Regions from separate parts of the Homo sapiens genome. Here region 1 is linked to region 2. The links are chromatin loops, found by intact Hi-C in ENCODE. Cell type or tissue: heart right ventricle. All regions are shown on one strand. Each heading gives the region's core, and the rest is flanking DNA. Links, peaks and the distances in the headings are about the cores only. Region 1 has its middle 33 kb from the start of MICOS10-DT. Region 2 overlaps LOC105376819 (a long non-coding RNA gene).

The links. Peaks named below come from ENCODE experiments on the same cell type or tissue, not always from the same donor. Only the 100,000 strongest peaks of a DNase experiment are listed, where the experiment ranks them.
Region 1: a loop joins it to region 2, with 10 times the contacts of the local background. A loop is called at or near these places in 13 of 110 quality-filtered maps.

What each region holds. Positions count from the first base shown.
Region 1 is chr1:19,556,609-19,571,452 of GRCh38, reverse strand. No RefSeq gene overlaps it. Among named protein-coding and RNA genes, the nearest start is that of MICOS10-DT, 33 kb to the left of the region's middle. RefSeq lists a silencer at 942-1,191. In heart right ventricle, for the core only: no CTCF peak of the experiment used is centred there; DNase peaks (open chromatin) are centred at 7,532 and 7,964; H3K4me3 peaks cover 1,170 bases; H3K27ac peaks cover 2,349 bases.
Region 2 is chr1:19,502,288-19,510,287 of GRCh38, reverse strand. All of the region lies in intron 1 of LOC105376819 (a long non-coding RNA gene), which reads right to left. LOC105376818 (a long non-coding RNA gene) reads left to right here. Exons shown (of 3, transcript XR_947018.1): 3 at 360-398. Among named protein-coding and RNA genes, the nearest start is that of CAPZB, 21 kb to the right of the region's middle. In heart right ventricle, for the core only: no CTCF peak of the experiment used is centred there; DNase peaks (open chromatin) are centred at 1,106 and 4,524; H3K4me3 peaks cover 772 bases; H3K27ac peaks cover 7,411 bases.

The sequences.
Region 1 (14,844 bases), core at 3,904-11,903, 57 kb before region 2:
TGCAATCTACCAGGTGTTTGAGAGTTTTAAAGACTTTGGAATTGGATAGTGTCTTGCTTCCTTTAGGCTGCTATATCAAAATACCTTAGACTTGCTAATTTATAAATAATAAAAAATTATTTCTCACAGTTCTGGAGGCTGGGAAGTCCAAAATCAAGGCACCAGCAGATTCAGTGTCTAGTGAAGGGTTCCTGTCTGTTTCCAAGGTGGCAGCTTCTTGCTGTATCCTCACATGGTGGAAGGAACACATACCATGTCCTCACATAGTGGAAGGGATGGAAGGGCAAAATAGGTTTCTTCAAGCCGTTTCATAAGGGCACTAATCTCATTCACAAGGGTGGAGTTCTCATGACCTTAGCACCTCCTAAAGACTCTACCTCTTTTTCTTTTTTTTTTTTTTTGAGACAGGGTCTCACCTCATCACCCAGGCTAGAGTGCAGTGGCACAATCTCAGCTCATTACAACCTCCACCTCCTGGGCTCAAGTGATCCTCCCACCTCAGCCTCCCAAGTAGCTGGGACTACAGGTGCATGCTACCGTGCCCAGTTAATTTTTGTATTTTTCATAGAGATGGGGTCTTACCATGTTGCCCAGGCTGCTCTTGAACTCCTGGGCTCCAGTGATTTGCCTGCTTCGGCCTCCCAAAGTGCTGGGATTGTGGGTGTGAGCCACCACACCTGGCCCCACCTCTTAATACTATTGCATTGGGAATTAATTTTCAACATGAATTTTGGAAGGACACATTCAAACCATAGCAGATGACAATTGTTGGAGGCTATCAGTGCAATGGAGAACAATGTAAGGCTGAGGGTGAATAATCACCAACAGAAGGTGAATTCCTCAGTGTGATTCCTGGAAAAATCAGTATGTTGATATGAAGTCCTTATTGTCAAATATTAATTTGATTCTCTCCAGATCAGCAAAAGGGACTGAAGTGAAGCAGAATATCTAGTGTTTAGGATATCAGCTTCTTGCTAGGCAGGCTGAGGTGGGAGGATCACCTGAACTTGGGAGGTTGAGGCTGGAGTGAGCTCTGATTGTACCACTGCACTCCAGCCTCGATGACAGAATGAAATCCTGTCTCAAAAAAAAAAAAAGAAAAAAAAAGAAGGCGGGGCGCGGTAATCTCAGCACCTTGGGATGCCGAGGTGGGCGGATCACTTGAGGTCAGAAGTTTGAGACCAGCCTGGCCAACTTGGCAAAACCCCATCTCTACTAAAAAATACAAAAATTAGCTGGGTGTGGTGGTGCGCACCTGTAATCCCAGTTACTCTGAAGGTGGAGGTAGGAGAATCGCTTGAACCCAGGAGGCGGAGGTTGCAGTAAGCAGAGATTGCGCCATTGCATTCCAGCCTGGGTGACAACAGTGAAACTCCATCTCAAAAAAAAAGTAAAGAAAAGAAAAAAAGAATATCAGAGTCTTGTGGGCAGAGATTTGTGGCTTTTGTTCACTGATACTTCCAGATGTCCAGAACAGTGTCTGGCATATGGTAAGAGCTAAGTAAATATTTGGGTAATAAATGTCTGAATATAACCTTAATAATTTGATTAGACATTCCATGAAATCCCCAAGAGTAAGGAAATAGGGCTAAGAAAGCCTTAACAGAAAGAAAGACAAGAACTAGAGAAATGGATGGGGCTTAAATAAGAGAGCAACAGATAATAATAATTAATGCTAACACATTGAGCATGTATCTCTTTAGGGATTGCTTATACTAGTCAGTAAGTATCTGAGGCTCTTGTATTGATTATCTCATTTGATCCTTTCCACCACCCTAGGAAGTAGGTATTATGGTCTCCACTTACAGATGAGGACACTGAAGCAAAGAGAGGTTAAATGAGTTGCCCAAGATCACACAGTAAAAAGTTATGCTGACCTTCAAACCCAATCTGTTTTTCTCTGGAGCCAGAGCTCTCAACAAAAATAAATGCAAGCGGCTGGGCGCGGTGGCTCACGCCTGTAATCCCAGCACACTGGGAGGCCGAGGCGGGCGGATCGCGAGGTCAGGAGATCAAGACCATCCTGGCTAACTCGGTGAAACCCCGTCTCTACTAAAAATACAAAAAAAACTTAGCCGGGTGTGGTGGCGGGCGCCTGTAGTCCCATCGGGAGGCTGAGGCAGGAGAATGGCGTGAACCCGGGAGGCGGAGCTTGCAGTGAGCCGAGATGGCGCCACTGCACTCCAGCCTGGTGACAGAGCAAGACTCTGTCTCAAACAAACAAACAAACAAAAAAACAAAAATGTAAGCACCTTCTATAATCCAGGTACTATTCTTTTTTTTTTTTGAGACAGGGCCTCACTCTGATGCCCAGGTGGAGTGCAGTGGTGAAATCTTGGCTCACTGCAGCCTTGGCCTCCTCTCTCAGCCTCCCTAGTAACTGGGACTACCGTCATCTGCCAACACACCTGGCTAATTTTTGTATTTTTTGTGGAGGCAAGGTCTTGCTATGTTGCCCAGGCTGGTCTTGAATTCCTGGGCTCAAGTGATCCTCCTGCCTTGGCCTCTCAAAGTCCTGGGATTACAGGTGTGAGCCACCCTGCCAGGCCCAGGTACTGGTCTAAGCGTCACACACTTGCTACCCTACAACACATCTATGCTGGCAATATTATTGTCACCATCATGCCTGTGTTATAGACCAGGAAACAAAGACATGGAGAGGTTAAGTGATTTACTTAAAGCCACATATAAATAAGCAGAAAGGCTAGATTTGAGATCGGACAGTCTAGCCCCAGCTTCCAAGCTCATAACTAATAAATACTACCCTGCTGCTTGGCTAAGTGAGGGGCAAGGCTGATTATCGGCATTTAGGTTGCAACATATGATCCAGTTTGATTTGGTGAAATAAACACAGACTTTAGGAATAGATAGCCCTGAGTTTGAACATCTGATTTTCCAGTGACTTGCTGGGTGACTTTCCCCAATTGTAAAATGCAAAGAAAAACCATATCCAGGCCGGGCGTGGTGGCTCAGGCCGGTAATCCCAGCACTTTGGGAGGCCTAGGTGGGTGGATCATCTGAGGTCAGGAGTTTGAGACCAGCCCAGCCAACATGGTGAAACCCCGTCTCTACTAAAAATACAAAAATTAGCTGGGTGTGGTGGCACACGCCTGTAAATCCCAGTTATTTGGGAGGCTGAGGCAGGGAATTGCTTGAACCCAGGAGGCGCAGGTTGCAGTGAGCCAAGATCGCACCACTGCACTCCACCTGGGCAAAAAGAACAAAACTCCGTCTCAAAAAAAAAAAATTCATATCCACTTTGCAATTGTGAGGAGTAATGAGGTCATGAATATAAAGTTCCTGGCAGAGTTCCTGGCATGATCAAGACATTTTAATGACTTTTTTTTCCCTCCCATCTTGCTGAAGATATTTAGCTTAGATCAGGGGTCTTAACTCTTTTGCGCCACAGACCCCCTTTAGCAGTCTGGGGAAGCTGATGAGGCCTTTCTCAGAATATTTATTTTATTTTTATTATTATTATTATTGTTGTTTTTGAGACAGGGACTCACTCTGTTGCCCAGGGTGGAGCATGGTAGTGCCATCACGGTTCACTGCAGCCTCAACCTCTCCTGAGTCAGGTGATCCTCCCACCTCAGCCTCCCAAGTAGCTGGGACTACAGGCGAGCGCCACCACACCCAGCTACTTTTTGTATTTTTTTTTTTTTTTGTAGAGACGGGGTTTCACCATGTGGCCCAGGGTGGTAACTCCTGGGCTCAAGCACTCCACTCACCTTGGTCTCCCAACATGCTGAGATTACAGGGGTGAGGCACCGCACCCAGCCTCAGAATAATGATTTTACATACAAACAATAAAATGCATAGGACTACAAGGGAGGTCAAATATAGTGAAATACCATTATCAAAAATGTTTCAAATTTAAATTTATGATATAATAATTTATGAGCTTGTTAATGCGTTAAGTAATAAGACTTAATGGCAGATCCAAAAAGACCAAAAATTCAAAGAAGTGATGAGGGTGAAAGATATTTGGGGATAATCCAGAGCACCCGTTGTGTGAGATGAAAATAGCAATGGTTTCTATCAGTGACAGGAGCCAGTCCTGCTAAGTCTGCAGGGGTTTGTTGCCTACAATCACAATGGAAGAAAATGCTAAATTCCAGCATGAGGTCAGTGAAGGGAAAAGAAAAAAAGGTGTAATTTTTTTTCCATCCAAGTTCACAGACCCCTGGGTTAAGAACAGCTGGTGTAGAGGAAGGCAGTGGAGAGGAAACTCTGGAACTAGCCAGTTTGTTTGGAAGCGCTTCGTATATGGGCCTCTTCAGTCATCTTTTTGGATGTTATTGATTTGGCCCTGTATGGAGAGCAGTGATACACGTCAGATTCACAATTCTCAAAGCATAACTGCTGATCTTCCCTCCACCCCCAGACCTGCCACACCCGAAGCCTTCTTCAGCTCCATGGATGGCTCTCTTCTTCCAATTGCCCAACAAAAACCCTGGCGTTGCCTTGAAGCACCCCACATTGAATCCATTGGAAAATCCTACTGGCTCTGCCTTCCTGACTCTGCCCACCGCTGCCTGCCTCCACTGCTCCCAACCTTGTCTGAGCCACAGTGACTTCTCACCTGGTTACTGCAATGGCCCCATCTACTCCCCCAGCTTCCTCCTTGTCCCCCTGAAGTTCATTTATTTTTATTTTTATTTTTAAATTAAGTAGAGACATAGTCTCACTATGGTGTCCAGGCTGGTCTTGAACTCCTGAGCTCAAGTGATCCTCCCGTCTCAGCCTCCCAAAGTGCTAGGATTACAGGCATGAGCCACCATGCCTGGCCATCCCTGCAGTTCATTTTTTTTTTTTTTTTTTTGAGACGGTGTCTGGCTCTGTCACCCAGGCTGCACAATCTCAGCTCACTGCAACCTCCACCTCCCAGGCTCAAGCCATCCTTCCGCCTCAGCCTCCCACGTAGGTGGGACTATGGGTGCACGCCACCACGCCCGGCTAATTTTTGTGTTTTTTGTAGAGATGGGGTTTCACCATGTTGCCCAGGATGGTCTTGAACTCTTGGCCTCAAGCAATCTACCCACCTTGGCCTCCCAAAGTGCCAGGATTACAGGTGTGAGCCACTGCACCCGGCCATCCCTGCTGTTTATTTTTAACACAGCAGGCAGAGTGACCCTTTATGTGCCGGCTCCTTGCTCACTTTGCTACAGGCACTTTGGTCTCCTTGCTGCTCCTCAAACATGATAGGCACACTCCTACCTTAGGGCCTTTGCACTGACTTGACTGTTCCCTTTGACAGCAGTAATCTTCCCTCCAACAGCAGCATTTCTAATTCTCACATCTCTTTGAACTCTTCATGCAAATGTCATCTCTTCTATGAGGCCTACCCTGATTACCTTATGTATTTGAGAATAAATAAATAAAGCTGGAATGCAGCAGCGTGATCTCAGCTCACTGCAACCTCTGCCTCCCAGGCTCAAGTGATCCTCCTACCTCAGCCTCCCAAGTAGCTGGGACTACAGATGCATGCCACCATACCTGGCTAACTTTTGTATTTTTAGTGGAGACAGCGTTTCACTATGTTGGCCAGGCTGGTCTCGAACTCCTGACCTCAAGTGATCCTCCCACCTAGGCCTCCCAAAGTGCTGGGATTACAGACGTGAGCCACTGTGCCTGGCCCCTCATTCCCCTCTTTAAATGTGAAACATCTATCTTCAGCCCTCCCAATCCCCTTACCCTGTTCTAATCTTTCTTTCGTTTTTGGCGCTTAAGATCTTACAGCATGTTATATAATTTACCTATTTATTTTCTGTCTTCCTCCTTTTTCCACCCACCTCCAACTAGAAAATAAACTCCATATGAAAAAGAATCTTTGTTTTGCTTACTGTTATCTTTATAGTACGTAATAGGTACTCGGTACATGGAGTAAGTCAAGGACGAAAGCATAGCTGGTGGGTTACATGTTGTAGTGAAACAACTCAGACCCCAGAACCAGAGCTGGACTCTGTTCCCAGCTCTAGCACCAACAAGCTGTGCTACCCTGAGGAACTCACTGCATCTCTCTGAGCTTCCGGGTCCCAGTCTGTAACAAGGAAGTTACAGAAGCTAACCCGCAAAGTTGTGAGGATTAAGAGAGCTAGTTAGAGGCCAGGTGAGGTGGCTCATGCCTGTAATCCCAGCACTTTGGGAGGCCGAGGTGGGCAGATCATGAGGTCAGGAGTTCGAGACCAGCCTGACCAACATGGTGAAACCCCATCTCTACTAAAAATACAAAAATTAGCCAGGTGTGGTGGCGCATGCCTGTAATCCCAGGTACTCAGGAGGCTGAGGCAGGAGAATCGCTTGAATCCAGGAGGCAGAGTTTGCAGTGAGCTGAGATTGCGCCACTGCACTCCAGCCTGGGCGACAGAGCAAGACTCCATCTCGAAAAAAAAAAAAAGAGAGACAGTTACTTGGGGCCAGGCATGGTGGCTCATGCCTGTAATTCCAGCACTTTGGGAGGCCGAGGTGAGTGGGCAAATCACTTGAGCTCAGGAATTGGAGACCAGCCTCGGCAATATGATGAAACCCCATCTCTACAAAAAATACAAAAAAATTAGCCAGGCACAGTGGCACATGCCTGTAGTCTCAGCTACACGGGAGGCTGAGGTGGGAGGATTGCTTGAGCCTGGGAGGCAGAGACTGCAGTGAGCTGTGATTGCGCTACTGCACTTCAGCCTGGGTGACAGAGCAAGATCCCATTTCAAAAAAAAAAAAGAAAAAAGAAAAAAAGAGCTAGTTGGTCAAGGGCGTGGCGCTTTGCAGGTGTTTAATAAATGCCAGTTCCTGGTCCCCTTCTGATCCGGAATAAGTAACTTCCTCCTGTTGGCATGGAGTCCCTGGACTCCAGTAAAAGAGCCAAGTTTGTGTCCCTCCCCCTCGTCATGTTCTCAGAAAGGCTCAGAATAGAACCCAAATCTCCTGGCTCCACTTGGAGCTGTAGCCAACAGACCACACGACCACTTTTTTCCTGTCCACTACTTTCTTTTGAGGTGGAAAGTAGTCAGTTGGAATAACTTACCCAGGGGCAGGGAAAGGAAAAAACAGCAAAAATTGTTTTAAAAGGGAGTTATACAAGCATTTGCAGGAAAACCCCATTGAGGGGCATTAATGCTGATTCAAAGGAGGAGGAAATATGAAATCTGACAGTTTTCCAGGCCTCTGGTCCTGAATTTCCTCTCTTCCATCACACGTTTTTCTCACCCACAAAATGGGCCTTAAAAAAAGGATGACAGGTTAGAAAATAGACCATGTCAAAAAAAGTGGGGAGTCTTGAGGTTGTTGTTCCGCAAGAGCATAAATGCTGCTCCCCATTATGACCGGCCAGTTCCCTAAGTAATAATGGGGAAAGGCAGGCTCAGGCAGAAGCTGATGTCTCCCCGGGGAAGGAGAATGAATTCTGGATTACGAATGGAGACCATTTTCCAGGGCTGCTTTGATCTCTTGCCAGATCCAGGGCTGGAGACCAGCAAGTTGGGACTCCAAGGAAAACCGGACTTCGCAGCAGTCTCTAGCAGCTGTCTTCCCAAACGGGTGTGTGCCTGCAAAGCCGGGGCGGCCCTACGGTCCAGCCCAGCTTCTGCCCAGCGCCTGTGCCCTTGCGCTTCTGCCCCTGGGAGTCCTGCCTCCCGCTTTTCCTCCCCACCCAAAACAGAGCTGAGTTGGCGGCCGAAAATGAGTAAGTGTGAAGTGAGACTGCACACTAGTCTTTGTTGAGGGTTTGTTTTTGCCAAGCAGCTTGGTGGAGAAGATTGCATTGCTTGGTTATTTTTAAACCTGGATTTCTGGAATTTTATTTGGAAAAAAACAAAACAGAAACTCAAGTCTTGAGAGGCTAGTGGCTCCAGGCATCCTCTCTAGGAGGCTTGATATTGCCTAGAGCTGCCAGGAGCCTGGGGGAGTTTTGGGCCGTCAGAGGATGGAGGAGCAGAGGGTTTCCAGTCAGTTCTGGAAAGCAGCCCTGCTCCCCATCCCCAGGGGAGAGAACACCACACCTATATGAGGCCTCACTTCTGGTGTTTCTACTTGCTGTGTGCCAGGCTGGGTGGCAATCAAGACAGTTTCGGTCCTTGGTTGTGTGTGGCTCATGGCTTAGATGAAGATGATTTTCTTTTTTTATTTTTTAGAGGTGGGGTCTCACTATCCTGCCCAGACTGGTCTCAAACTCCTGGCCTCAAACCATCCTCCTACCTCGGCCTCCCAAAGTGCTGGGATTACAGGCATGAGCCAGTAGTTCACCTGGCCTAGATGAAGAAATTGATAGTTGCAATATATTTACAATACCAGCTTCACAGGGGAAGACACAAAGGTTGGGGTTGGGGCTGCTAACCTAGCCTAGAAGGATCCAGAATGAAACCCAAAGAATGTGTAGGGTCAGCAAAGCACAGCCAGAGAGGACTGTGGGTAGGAGAGGGGTGGGGCGGGGGTGGCAGCAAGAAAGCAGGGGCTTGATAGCAGAGACTTGGCTTCTAGCTCCTGCTCCATCTCCAGCAAGCAGTGCCATTTAAGCAAATGTGCTTGTCTCCTCTGCACTTCATTCTGTTCATCTATAAAACAAGGGATGTTATTAATCCGTTACTTACAAAAGCTAACATTTACTGAGTCCATACTTGGTGCCAGACCCTATTCTAAGCACCTTATATATATTAAGTCCAGGGGTAATTTTCAAAAACAATAAAATTATGACTTTCATACAGATATTAAATGAACCCATATCAAAGATTTTGTGGAACACATTAAGTAATGAGGGAATTGATAAGATGTTACGACTAGTTCAAAATATCTCACAGTTATAGTCGCGTAAGGAACAGGGAAGTGAACTTACAGATTAGGTACGAAACTGGCAAAGTTGGTTGATATCCACAAGGCAATAATTAATTTCATTCTACCGGACACAAGTTGCATTTCTATGGACAAGAACCAGGCCGGGCACAGTGACTCATGCCTGTAATCCCAGCACTATGGGAGGCCGAGGCAGCAGATCACTTGAGGTCAGGAGTTCGAGACTAGCCTGACCAACATGATGAAACCCTGTCTCTACTAAAAACACAAAAATTAGCTGGGTGTGGTGGTGCATGCCTGTAATCCCAGCTACTCGGGAGGTTGAGGCAGCAGAATCGCTTGAACCCGGGTGGTGGAGGTTGCGGTGAGCCAAGATCGCACCATTACACTCCAGCCTGGGCAACAAGAGTGAAACTCCCATCTCAAAAAAAAAAAAAAAAAAAAAAAAGAACAATTTGTTTTACTGACAGCTTTCTACAAGATACAGAGCTATAAAGTAGCTCAAAGACAATGAAGGGCCAAAAATAATCCTATGGGTTGAGCTAGTCAGGACACCCACTGAATGTCGAGGTTTTTCTAATTTGTCCCTATGATCTCCCCAACCCCTTAGGATCATTATAATCTTAAAGAAAAATGACTCTTGATTTAAAAATTGACTGTTCTCATTAGATGTGGTCTGATTGTTTATGTAGGTACAGCAAGAGAGTTAATTTGTCAGCTAGACATGGTGGCTCATGCCTGTAACCTCAGCACTTTTGGGAGGCCGAGGTGGATGGATCACTTGAGCCCAGGAGGTCCAGACTAGCTTGGGCAACATCGTGAAACCCCTTCTCTACAAAAAATACAAAAAATTAGCTGGGCATGGTGGCACACACCTGTAGTCTCAGCTACTAAGGAGGCTAAGGTGGGAGGATTACCTGAGCCTAGGAGGTTGAGGCTGCAGTGAGCCATGATTGCGCCACTGCACTCCAGCCTGGGCGACAGAATGACACATTGTCTCAAAGAAAAAAAAATATTAATTTGTCGTATAGGCCTCCTAAATGTGCTTCACAAAATTTACAGCCATGTCGTTTCAAACAATTACAAAATTAGCTTTTGTCTAGAAGTTTTCATAAGGAATCTCCAATTGGAATCTTTATTCTTTTCCCAGCTGGAATCGTAAAAGGCTCTATTATTTGTTATTTCAAAGTTAAGACACCCAGCTCAAGACGCTTCCCACAAAATTTCTTTCACCTGTCAAACCTGTATATCTGAGTGAATTCTTCTCTTTTTTTGTTCTCTGAATATCATAAAGTTCCTGGCCTTCCAGGAAGTGACTGTCTTTAATATCTGTAAATCAGGTACCAAGTCACTTTTGTTTTTTTTGTTTGTTCTTTTTTTTTTTTTTTTTTTTTTTTTGAGACTGAGTTTCGCTGTTGTTGCCCGGGCTGGAGTGCAATGGCACGATCTTGGCTCACCACAACCTCCGCCTCCCAGATTCAAGCAGTTATCCTGCCTCGGCCTCCAGAGTAGCTGAGATTACAGGCATGCGCCACCATGCCCGGCTAATTTTTTTTTTTGTATTTTTAGTAGAGATGGTGTTTCTCCATGTTGGTCAGGCTGGTCTCGAACTCCTGACCTCAGGTGATTCATCCGCCTCAGCCTTCCAAACTGCTGGGATTACAGGCGTGAGCCACCGCGCCCGGCCCTTTTTTTTTTTTTTTTTTAAGACAGAGTCTGGTTCTATCATACAGGCTGGAGTGCAGTGGTGCGACCTCAGCTCCTGCAACTTTCGCCTCCCCGGTTCAGGCTATTCTCCTGCCTCAGCCTGCCCAGTAGCTGGGACTACAGATTACCGCCACCACAGCTGGCTAATTTTTATATTTTTAGTAGAAATGAGGTTTCACCATGTTGGCCATACTGTTCTCAAACTCCTGACCTCAGGTGATCTGCCTGCCTTGGCCTCCCAAAGTGGTGGGATTACAGGTGTGAGCCACCGCACCTGGCCCCAAGCCAGTTTTCATGGAGACCTTTGTAGGCGTGTGTTCCGTAAGTATTAACACAAATTTTATCCCTTAAAATGCCCTGTCACACCTGATTTAGTGAGCACCATTCTCAGATATGATGCTCCAAGTGAGGCCTTGGCTACAATTAATCCATTTGTCCTGGTAAGAAGGAGGACATAGTCCTGCTGAACATGTGCAAATAACTATTACCATGAAAAGTAAAAAGACTTTTTTTTTTTTTTTAGGTGGAGTTTCGCTCTTGTTGCCCAGGCTGGAGTGCAATCGCGCAATCTCGGCTCACCGCAACCTCCACCTCCCGGGTTCAAGAGAGTCTCCTGCCTCAGCCTCCCGAGTAGCTAGAATTACAGGTGCCCACCACCAAGCCCGGCTAGTTTTGTATTTTTAGTAGAGACGAGGTTTCTCCATGTTGGTCAGGCTGGTCTCGAACTCCTGACCTCAGATGATCTGCCCGCCTCGGCCTCCCAAAGTGCTGGGATTACAGGCATGAGCCACCACGGCTGGCCAAAAAGTAAAAAGACTTTATAAGAGTTTCTGAATTCTAGAAGGCCAGGGAGAATCAGATATCATTTTTAAATGGTTTCTTTCCGTTTATAAAAGCAGAGATGACAAAATTGTTATGGTTACAGATGGATTAAGAAGAGAGAGAAAGGACATTTCTTCTTTAATAAATAAGGACAATAGAACGTTGAAACAACACCAGCAGTTTTCTAAACATATTTGTTTAGAAAAATACAATAAAATTTCCCTCATCAGTTCACTCAGTCCTATGTAATTAATTCTTATTCTGCTGTCTTCTGAGTTAAACATGAAACTATTTGCTTCTAACCCTCAACAGCCCTGGAAATCCTGACTCATTCCATTGATAATAGTCTAAGAATTTTCTAAGTAATGTCAGCTCAGCTCAGTTTGAAGTACCTGGTACAGTCCTTTCCCATACAGCTCTGAGACTGTCCTTGGTTCGAAACACCAAATCCAGCCTGTAGCTTATAGCAGTAAACCTCTGAGGCATTGCAGATGACAGAGAGTTAATATGGCTTTGGTTAATTTATTATAGATCATCTTAAAATGTGAAAGGTCTGGCCGGGCTCGGTGGCTCACACCTGTAATCCCAGCACTTTGGGAGGCCGAGGGGGGCAGCTCACCTGAGGTCAGGAGTTCGAGACCAGCCTGGCCAACATGATGACACCCTGTCTCTATTAAAAATACAAAAAATTAGCTGGGCATGGTGGCACACGCCTGTAATACAGTTACTCAGGAGGCTGAGGCAGGGGAATCGCTTGAACCCAGGAAGCAGAGGTTGTAGTGAGCCGAGATTGTGCCACTGCACTCCAGCCTGGGCAACAGAGCGAGAGTCCATCTTAAAATACAATACAATACAATACAATATAAAATAAAATAAAATAAGAAAGATCTGATGAAGGTTCATAACAGGAGCCAGGAAACAAGGAAATGTGGTTGTTTCTGTGGCATGCAAAACAGAGATAATAAAACCACATCCAAAATTTTGACAAAATACCTCTAAAGATAATTGATTACATCTATCTGCACAGAAATCAGTAAATATTACATCTGATTCATAGAAATGTATGAACATAATTTGTACAGAGGAAAGAAAATCTTGAGATTGAACATATGATAATACAGAAACATTTTTTTTTTTTTTGAGACAGGTTCTGACTCCGTCGCCCAGGCTGGAGCGCAGTGGCATGATCATGGCTCACCACCGCCTCAACTTCTTGAGCTCAAGTGATCCTCCTGCCTCAGTCTCCCAAGTAGCTTGGACTACAGGCATGCACCACCATGCCTAGCTAATTTTATTTTTATTTTTTATAGAGATGGGATCCCACTATATTGCCCAAGCTGGTCTCAAACTCCTGGGCTCAAGCAATCCTCTCACCTCAACCTCCCAAAATGTTGGGATTACAGACATGAGCCACTGCTCCTGGACATAATTTTTGTTTTTATGAGCCCAGGAGTTTGGTACCAAGAATATCAACTAAAGAGATTCAGGCCAGGAGTGGCGGCTTCATGCCTATAATCCTAGCACTTTGGGAGGCTGAGACAGATGGATTACCTGAGCTCAGGAGTTTGAGACCAGCCTGGCTGACATGGTGAAACTCCGTCTCTACTAAAATACCAAAAATCAGCTGGGCGTGATGGCATGCACCTGTAATCCCAGCTACTCAGAGGCTGAGGCAGCAGAATTGCTCAAACCCAGGAGGTGGAGGTTGCAGTGAGCCGAGATTGCGCCACTGCACTCCAGCCTGGGCAACAAAGCAAAACTGTTTAAAAAAAAGAAGAAAGATTCAGTAACAGTAGAGTAGAGCCTAGACACCTTACAAATGTTTACAGCTCTCTGTTCCATGACGAGTCTGATGTGCATCCTAACCAAGACACACTGGCTTTGACCATGATAGATTCAAATTAAAGAAGGAAGGTTGTGGCAAGTAAACATTTTAAATAACTGAACTTGGCCGGGTGTGGTAGCTCACGCCTATAATCCCAGCTCTTTGGGAGGCCAAGACAGGCAGATCTCTTGAGCCCAGGAGTTCAAGACTAGCCTGGGCAATATGTAGAAATCCCATCTCTAGAAAAATACAAAATTGCCAGGCATGGTGGTGCCTGCTTGTGGTCCCAGCTACTAAGGAAGGCTGAGGTGGGAGGATCATCTGAGCCCGGGGAGGTTGAGCCTGCAGTGAGCCATGATTGCATCACTGCACTCCAGCCTGGGTGACAGATACCCTGTCTCAACAAAATAAAAAAAAGAAAGGAAAGGAAAGGAAAGTGAAAGGGGAAGGGGAAGGGGAAGGGAATGGGAAGAGGTAGGGAAGGGGAAGAGGAAGGGAAGGGGAACAGAAGGGGAAGGGGAAGGGAAGGCAAAGGGGAAAGGGAATTGAAGGGGAAGGGGAAGGGGAAGGGAAGGGAAGTGAAGGGAAGGGAAGAGAAGGGAAGGGAAGGGAAGGGAAGGGAAGAGAAGGGAAGGGAAGGGAAAGGAAAGGAAGGAAGAAAGAAAACTGAACTCATAGCTGATAACACTGTACTGTTGTTGCCAATATCATCAGGCAAAGCATGACCAGGACTTTGATAAAAGTCGGAAAACTCGACAGATCTGTTTCAGGAGTTCTAGTTCATAAGAGAACTAGCTCATGGGAGCGTTCTCCTTAAGGATAAAAACATACAAGGGACAGCCGGGAGCAGGAGTTCACGCCTGTAATCCCAGCACTTTGGGAGGCTGAGGCAGTGGATTCCTTGAGTCCAGGAGTTTGAGACCAGCCTAGGCAACATGGTGAAAACCCTGTCTCTACTTTAAAAATAAAGAAATTAGCTGGGCATGGTGGCGTGCGCCTATAGTTCCAGCTACTTGGGAGGCTGAGGTGGAAGAATCACCTGAACCTGGGAGGTTGAGGCTGCTGTGAGCCGAGATCGCGCCACTGCACTCCAGCCAGGACCACCCCAAACCCCCCAAAAAAACAAAACAAAAATATAAGGGACAAGGCCATTGTCTCAGGGGCTTCCCATAAAGCATGCAATTTTAAAATATTTATGTGAATAATATTTTAATTACACAAATTTAACCTGAGCATCTCTTCTGAATTGACAACTCTTCCCGTCCAACTTTTTAATTAAACCTAATTATTTCTTGCATTTTTCATCTAAAGTGAAAGAACAAATCTTTGTGATTTTCCAGGGTTACTTGGGAAATCTCAAAGATCATTTTAGGTGAAGAACATATTTTGAAAGTTTTATTTTATTTTTTTCTATTTAAGGATTCAATTTAGGAAGGCAAAAATCAAAACAGTTGTCAAGGAGATTTGGACATTTGATTAAGATAGGATCTTGGGTGCCTGTAATTGTGACAAGAAGCACTTAAAAATAAGCATAGAAGGTAACAAAAATGGTAAAGAACATTAGCTTCTTCATAAGTGAGAATTCCTGAAGTAAATTGATTATTTAGGGGGAAAAAAGAATTTATTAAGACCTGGAGTCTTTGTTCTCTGTGTAATTATATAGTAAAGAATAACCTTTTATATTGCGGTAAATCAAGCCCATCAAGATT
Region 2 (8,000 bases), core at 1-8,000:
TATAGGCATGAGCCACCATGCCCGGCCCCTTGCATCGTTTTTAGTCATTGCAATAGTCTACTGACTACACTCACTATAAATCACATAACCATCCTCAATTTTTGTATTTTTTAGGATGTTTCCAATTTTTTTCAGAGTGACGCTAGGATGGGTGCCACATAACTTCCCCTGCACCCCCCACCATTTTTGTAAGGCAGAAGGAGCATGAGTTTTGAGGGCAGATAGACCGGGTTTAAATCTCAGCATTCATTACTTAGTAGCCACATGACCTCTGACAAGATCATTCATTTTCTTTCCCTCCCTCCCTCCCTCTCTTTCTCTCTTTCTTTCTTTCTTTTTTCTCTCGTACTGTCGCCCAGGCTGGAGTCCAGTGATACGATCTCGGCTCACTGCAATCTTCACTTCCCAGGTTCAAGCGATTCTCCTGCCTCAGCCTCCTGAGTAATTGGGACTACAGGCACGTGCCACCATGCCCAACTGATTTTTGTATTTTTAGTAGAGATGGGGTTTCACTATGTTGGCAGGCTTGTGTGGAACTCCTGACCTCAAGTGATCCACCCGCTTCAGCCTCCCAAAGTGCTGGGATTACAGGCATAAGCCACCATGCCCGGCCCACAAGATCATTCATTTTCCAGAGCCTCAACTTTTTCATCTATAAAATAGGAATAATACTACCTGCCTTTCCTGGTTGTTATCAGAGCTGGACATTTATAAATTGCCTCTCACACTACCCAGCACCATGGAAATATTTAATGAATTACAGCTAACGCTATTATAGTTTTCGTTTTGTTTGTTTTCTTTAGACATGCTGTCACCCAGGCTGGAGTGCAGTAGTGCCATCACTGCTAAGTGCAGCCTCAAACTCCTGGACTCAAGCAATCCTCCTGCCTCAACCTCCCCAATGGCTGGGACTGTAGGCATGCCACCATGCCCAGCTAATTTTAAAATTTTTATTTTGTATGGATGGTGTCTCACTATGTTGCCCAGGTTGGTCTTGAACTCCTAGTGTCAGAGGCATTTGAACCAGAGCAACTCAATCTTGAATAGGGGCTGGGTAAAATAACTGAGACCTCCTGGGCTGCGTTCCCAGGTTAGGCATTCTTAGTCACAGGATGAGATAGGAGGCCGGCACAAGATACAGGTCACAAAGACCTTGCTGATAAAACAGGATGTGGTAAAGAAGCCGGCCAAAACCCACCAAAACCAAAATGATGATGAAAGTGACCTCTTGTTGACCTCACTGCTCATGATATGCTAATTAGAATGCATTAGCATGCTAAAAGACACTCCCACCAGCTCCATGACAGTTTACAAATGCCGTGGCAATGTTCTGAAGTTATCCTTTATGGTCTAAAACGGGAAGGAACGCTCAATTCCTGGAAATCCCCATCCCTTTCCCAGAAAACTCATGAATAATCCACCCCTTGTTTAGCGTATAGTCAAGAAATAACTATAAGTACATTCAGGTGGGCAGCACATACCATTGCTCTGCCTATGGAGTAGCCATTCTTTTTTTTTTTTTTTTTTTTTTTTTTTTTTTGAGACAGAGTCTCGCTCTGTCGCCCAGGCCGGACTGCGGACTGCAGTGGCGCAATCTCGGCTCACTGCAAGCTCCGCTTCCCGGGTTCACGCCATTCTCCTGCCTCAGCCTCCCGAGTAGCTGGGACTACAGGCGCCCGCCACCGCGCCCGGCTAATTTTTTGTATTTTTAGTAGAGACGGGGTTTCACCTTGTTAGCCAGGATGGTCTCGATCTCCTGACCTCATGATCCACCCGCCTCGGCCTCCCAAAGTGCTGGGATTACAGGCGTGAGCCACCGCGCCCGGCCAACCATTCTTTTATTCTTTTACTTTCTTAATAAAGTTGCTTTCACTTCACTCTATGGACTTGCCCTGAATTCTTTATTGCACAAGATCCAAGAACCCTCTCTTGGGGTCTGGATTGGGACCCCTTTCCAGTAACACTGGCCTCAAGTGATCCTCCTGCCTCAGCCTCCCAAAGTGTTGGGATTATACGTGTGAGCCACCGCACCTGGCCTACTTTTTAAAAAAATCATAATCATTTTTGGCCAGGCGCAGTGGCTCATGCCTGTAATCCTAGCACTTTGGGAGGCTGAGGCGGGCAGATCATGAGGTCAGGAGATCAAGATCATCCTGGGTAACACGGTGAAACCCATCTCTACTAAAAAAAATACAAAAAAATTAGCCGGGCATGGTGGCGGGCACCGGTAGTCCCAGCTACTCGGGAGGCTGAGGCAGGAGAATGGCGTGAACCCGGGAGGCGGAGCTTGCAGTGAGCCGAGATTGGCCACTGCACTCCAGCCTGGGTGACAGAGCGAGACTCTGTCTCCAAAAAAAAAAAAAAAAAAAAAAAAAAACCATAATCATTTTTAGGAAGTTCAATTTCAAGGACCTCTCTGTTTCAAGAAGATTTCCCGATCTGTTTATGCTAACAGGTCTCATAGCCCATCTCTTCTGATTGGATCAGAATCCCCGACAGCTTAGAGGCTGGCAGGCTGAGGGTCCCCAAGGCATGAGAGAAGAGGGGGCTGTGGGGAACTTGGAGGAAGCATCACAGGAAGCTGCAGGTGGGCGGGAGGGGGATTCGTCCTGCTCCTACTAACCAAATGCACAGTCTTCCCCTCAAGCTTGCTTCTCCTCTGAGCTCTTTTGTGCCCTTGGTGATGGGTGGGGTAGACTGAGAATGGAGAACAACACAATGGTGGGAGAGGATGGGGTGGTGGAGTCGGGGGTTGGAAGAATCAGGAGGCACCCTTGTGTTTTCCCTCCAGAGGTGGCACCCCTGGGGTGGTAGATAAGGCATTGTGTTTGGAATTCAGCCCCATGGGTGTATGTAGCTGGGGTTCTAGTCCCTCCTGAGCTACCCTCGGCAAATTAGTATACCCCCGTTAGTCCTGTTTTCTGTGTCAGTTAAATGGCCAAGCTAATAATAAAGTCCACACAGAATTGGGACGCTCAAATAATAAACAATAGCACTGTCCCCAGGCATGGAGCAAATACTGCTTGCCAGGTTCTGGGCTGAGTAATTCCCACCCATTACTTCATCCGATCCTCACAACAGGCCCCAAAGGTAGGTGTTATTGTTTCTATTTTACAAGAAGGAACCCAGGACTCAAGAGAGGCGAAGGCTCCTTCCCATGCACCTCCCTCCTTTGTAATCTGGAAAGTCCTGGGTAGTTGTAATTTGTAGTTATGAATTTCTGGAGTTCTCAGCTCATTCCCTGGAGATTTGTGCTAGAAAGTTCTAGAAGATTGCAGAGTTTATTAAATAAATTGATTTGACAGGTATTTGTTGAACACTTTGCTATGGTCTGAATGTTTTTGTGTCCCTAATATTCATATGTAAAATCTTCACTTCCAAGGTATTAGGAGGTGGGCATTTGGGGAAGTGATCAGGGCATGAGAGTGGTGACCTCAGGATTGGGATCAGTGTGCTTATGAAAGAGACCATAGGGCACTAGCCAGCCCCTTCCACCATGTGGGGACACAGTGAGAAGGCACCACCTGTGAACCAGGAATAGGGCGTTCACCAGACACCAAATCTGCTGGCGCCATGATCTTGGACTTGCCAGCCTCCAGAACGGTGAGAAGTAAATTTCTGCTGTTTATAAAATGCTCAGTCCATGGTAGTTTGTTATAACAGCCCAAATAGACCAACACACCTGCTGGATGCTAGAAGTGGTTCTAGGTGCTTGGGATTCAGCAATGAACATCATAAAGCACCCTCAAAGAGGATACATTTTTGCATGCAAAGACTGAAAGATCAGCAACAAAGAAATATAAAATAAGACAAGGTAAGTGGGGAGTGCAATTTTTTGTCCAATGGTCAGAGAAGTAGGTTGTGCTCACCACTGTGACAAGATGGAAGCTGTGCTCACCACTTGCATTACAGTGTACAAGAATGTAATCTCCATAAGGACAGGGCCCTGGAATCTTGTTTCCCTTACAGCTCCAGTCCCTAGCACAAATTCTGGTTTCTAGTAGGTGCTCAATAAATATTTGTTGAATGAATGAACAAATAGCCTCAGTCTCAGATCTGCCGGAGAAATGTCCATTTTAGGGTAGGCATGGGATTTTGAATTCACCTCCTATGAGCTGACATTTATGGAGAAACTTGCGTGCCCCAGGCACTGTGCCAGCCTCCATGGCTGAGTACAGCCCTTCCCTTGAGCATCTTCATTGGAGAAGATAGCGGCGCTTGCAATTTAGTGGTCTAGAAGAGAAGGCAGCAAAGAGAATAAAGGAAGAACAGGAGTTAAGTGCAAAGAGGAAGCGTTTCAGGGTCAGCAAAGAATTCGGCAAGTGTATTGCCTGACATCTTTTTCTTGATGCAAAAAATAGCTAGTTCTGCTTTTTGGACTGGGGCTCGCTGAGTCAGGGGTTCAAAGAGAATAGCATGAGGATAGGAGCAGTAAATGTCATCTGCAGCAGATGGTGATGCCCCAGAGACAGACCGTGGCCTTGAAGATGCTTCCCTCCACCGACTCTGGCCCAAGAATCAAGGTCAAGGGCAGGCAACCGAGCTCAGCAACCTGGGGTCCCGATCCCAGCCTCTCAACTGGGCCAACCCTACCCAAGAACATCACCGTTGTTCCACCCGCTTGGACTCCACACCAGGCTCAGTGGAGTCTCAGAGTCCATGGGTGTGAGAAGAATAATTCCAGCATCTGTTATTAACCATCATTTCCATTGTTTTGGCTTCACTTTCTCTTTGGCCCTGAGAACACTGGGTCAGTGCTTCTTTGAGCACAAAACGACTGATTTGCCAGGTCTTTGTTCAGCCTCACAAAAGAAGGGGATGATTATTACAAGAACAGATTTTGCATTCCATATTTACCCCAGATGACACTGCCTTGATCCCTAAAATAACTCCAGATCGCCTGGGTGGAACTTGCTTGTTCCTTTTCATCTTGCTATTTTGCAATTGTTTATGGAGAACATCACCATAGTGATATTATCAGAGCAGGGCAGAATGAAACTCCAAACTCTGGGTTGTTATTGGTTTTTCCTTTGTACCTCGGAACATGACTTTTTCACCTCAAACCTTCTCTATTATTTCTTATAAGCATTACAGTTCTCAGTTCCAACTCAGCCAGCATCACTTTCTGACTCATCCCCAGCAGTTAAAACCACAGAGGTGGTCCACACTGGGATGAGGGATGGAAGTGCTTGGGTTGAGTTTCCAAATTGGAAACTATTTACCAGAAATCCTCTTTCCTTCAGATAAGACTGGGGTCAAAGTACTAGAGTGTTGAAAGAGGCACTAAATAAACTAAGAATCTAAAGGACCTTCAGTGTTTGGGCCAAGGAACATGGTGATAGAGTTCAACAAATAAACACAGCTGGCGTAGGGTGAGCCTTTAGCAAACACTTATCTTCTTGATTTTGTTTTTTTTTTTTTTTTTTTTTGCTCATAATTGTCAACTTGGCCCAAAGCCTTTATTATAGCATTCTCATACACTGCTGCCAGTGGTGTGTATTTGTACAACTTTTTAATGAAATTTGGCAATGAATAGCAAAAGTCTTGACAATGTAGCTCTTCCTTAGATGCAAAATTCTACTTGTGAGTGCTAAAAAAATAATTAGGGATATGAGCAGAAGGATACATACAAAGATGTTTATTGCTATTGATGGTGAAAAACTGGAAACAACCAAACTGTACAACATTAGGGGGTTACTTAAAAAAAATCAAAATACAGGACTGGCGCAGTGGCTCATGCCTATAATCCCAGCACTTTGGGAGGCTGAGGTGGGAGGAGCACTTGAACCTAGCAGTTTGAGACCAGCTTAGGCAACACAGTGGGACGCTGTCTCTACAAACAATTTTTAAAAAGTAAAACAACAAAAAAAATCATGACCCCCACTCCATGCAATGGATACTGAGCCACTATTAAAAATTATGCCGGTTGGGCGCGGTGGCTCATGCCTGTAATCCCAGCACTTTTGGAGGCCAAGGCTGGCAGATCACTTGAGATCAGGAGTTCGAGACTAGCCTGGCCAACATGGTGAAACTCTGTCTCTACTAAAAATACAAAAATTAGCCAGGTACAGGGGTGGGCATCTGTAATCCCAGCTACTTGGGGGGCTGCGGCAGGGGAATCGCTTGAACCCAGGAGGTAGAGGTTGCAATGAGCCGAAATCACACCACTGCACTCCAGCCTGGGTGATAAAGCGAGACTCCATCTCAAGAAAAAAAAAGACCAGGCGCGGTGGCTCATGCCTGCAATCCCAGCACTTTGGGAGGCCGAGGTGGGCAGATCGCAAGGTCAGGAGTTCGAGACCAGCCTGGCCAATATGGTGAAACCCCGTCTCTACTAAAAATACAAAAATTAGCCCGGCATGGTGATGGGCGCCTGTAGTCCTAGCTACTTGGGAGGCTGAGGCAGGATAATTGCTTGGACCTGGGAGGTGGAGGTTGCAGTGAGCCGAGATGGCACCACTGCACTCCAACCTGGTGACAATAAAAAAGATTAGAAGGATAAATTCAAAAAGATGAAAGTATTTCTTGGGAATTTTCTTTTCTGGTGCTTTTGTTTATAATTTTTCTACAATGGGCATGCATTTCTTTTCTTTTTTTTTTTTGAAACGGAATCTTGCTCTATCACCTAGGCTGGAGTGCAGTGGTGAGATCTTGGCTCACTGCAACCTCTGCCTCCTGGGTTCAAGCGATTTTCCCATCTCAGCCTCCTGAGTAGCTGGGATTACAGGTGCACGCCACCACACCTGGCTAATTTTTGTATTTTTAGTAGAGATAGGGTTTCCCCATGTTGGCCAAGCTGGTCTTGATCTCCTGACCTCAGGTGATCACCTGCCTGCCCCAGCCTCCCAAAGTACTGAGATTACAGGCATGAGCCACCGTGCCCGGCATTGTTTTTTTTTTTTTTTTTTTTTTTTTTTTTTTTTTGAGAACGAGTTTCCCTCTGTTGCCCAGGCTGGAGCACAGGGCATGATCTCAGCTCACTACAACCTCTGCCTCCTGGCTTCAAGCAATTCTCTGCCTCTGCCTCCTGAGTAGTTGGGACTACAGGCATGTGCCACCATGCCTGGCTAATTTTTGTATTTTTAGTAGAGATGGAGTTTCACCATGTTGACAAGGCTGGTCTCGAACTCCTGGCCTCAAGTAATCCACTACTTTGGCCTCCCAAAGTGCTGGGATTACAGGCATAAGCCACCACACCTGGCCACTACAATGAGCATGTATTTCTGTAGTCAGATGTTTAAAACGCTATTTTTTCAGAAAAATAATAAGCTGCCAAGCTTTTTTTTTTCCCCCATAAAGAAAGAGCTTAACAGACACAAGGCTGACCACGCCATGTGGGAGATGGAGTTAGCACTCAAATCATCTCCTCCAAAGTTCCTAGGTTAGGAGTTTTTCAAAGGCAGTTTGGGGAAAGAGGGGGGAGGTCAGGTAACTGGGGCTTGCTGCTGATTGATTGGGGCGGATGAAATCATAGGGAGTCTAAACTGCCCTCCTGTGAGCTGAATTCCTTCTGGGTGGGGCCACAGGAGTGGGGTTGGGAGGTCCAGGTGGAGCCATGGGGGTCAGACATGCAAAACCCCACAGATCAGGAACCCTATACAGGGACTGGGTAGACAAGGTATAAGGCCAGCTTTCCTGAGGAGTTTTATTGGCCCTATAAGTCAACTTTGGTTTCTTAGAACAGTCTGTTTGTATCTGAAAGCATGCCATTCTAGTCAAAACCTTGATAAAATAACCAGTGTCTTCAATTGCATCAGTTCCACAGGCTTAACAGGAAGCATGACTAGGAGGCCTCAGGAAACTTACAATCATAGCGGAAGGTGAAGGGGAAGCAAGCACGTCTTACCATGGTGGAGCACGAGAGACAGTGTGTCATGCCTTTTAAAATAATCTTGGCCGGGAGCAGTGGCTCATACCAGTAATCCCAGCACTTTGGGAGGCCAAGATGGGCGGATCATTTGAGGTCAGGAGTTTGAGACCAACCTGGCCAACATGGCGAA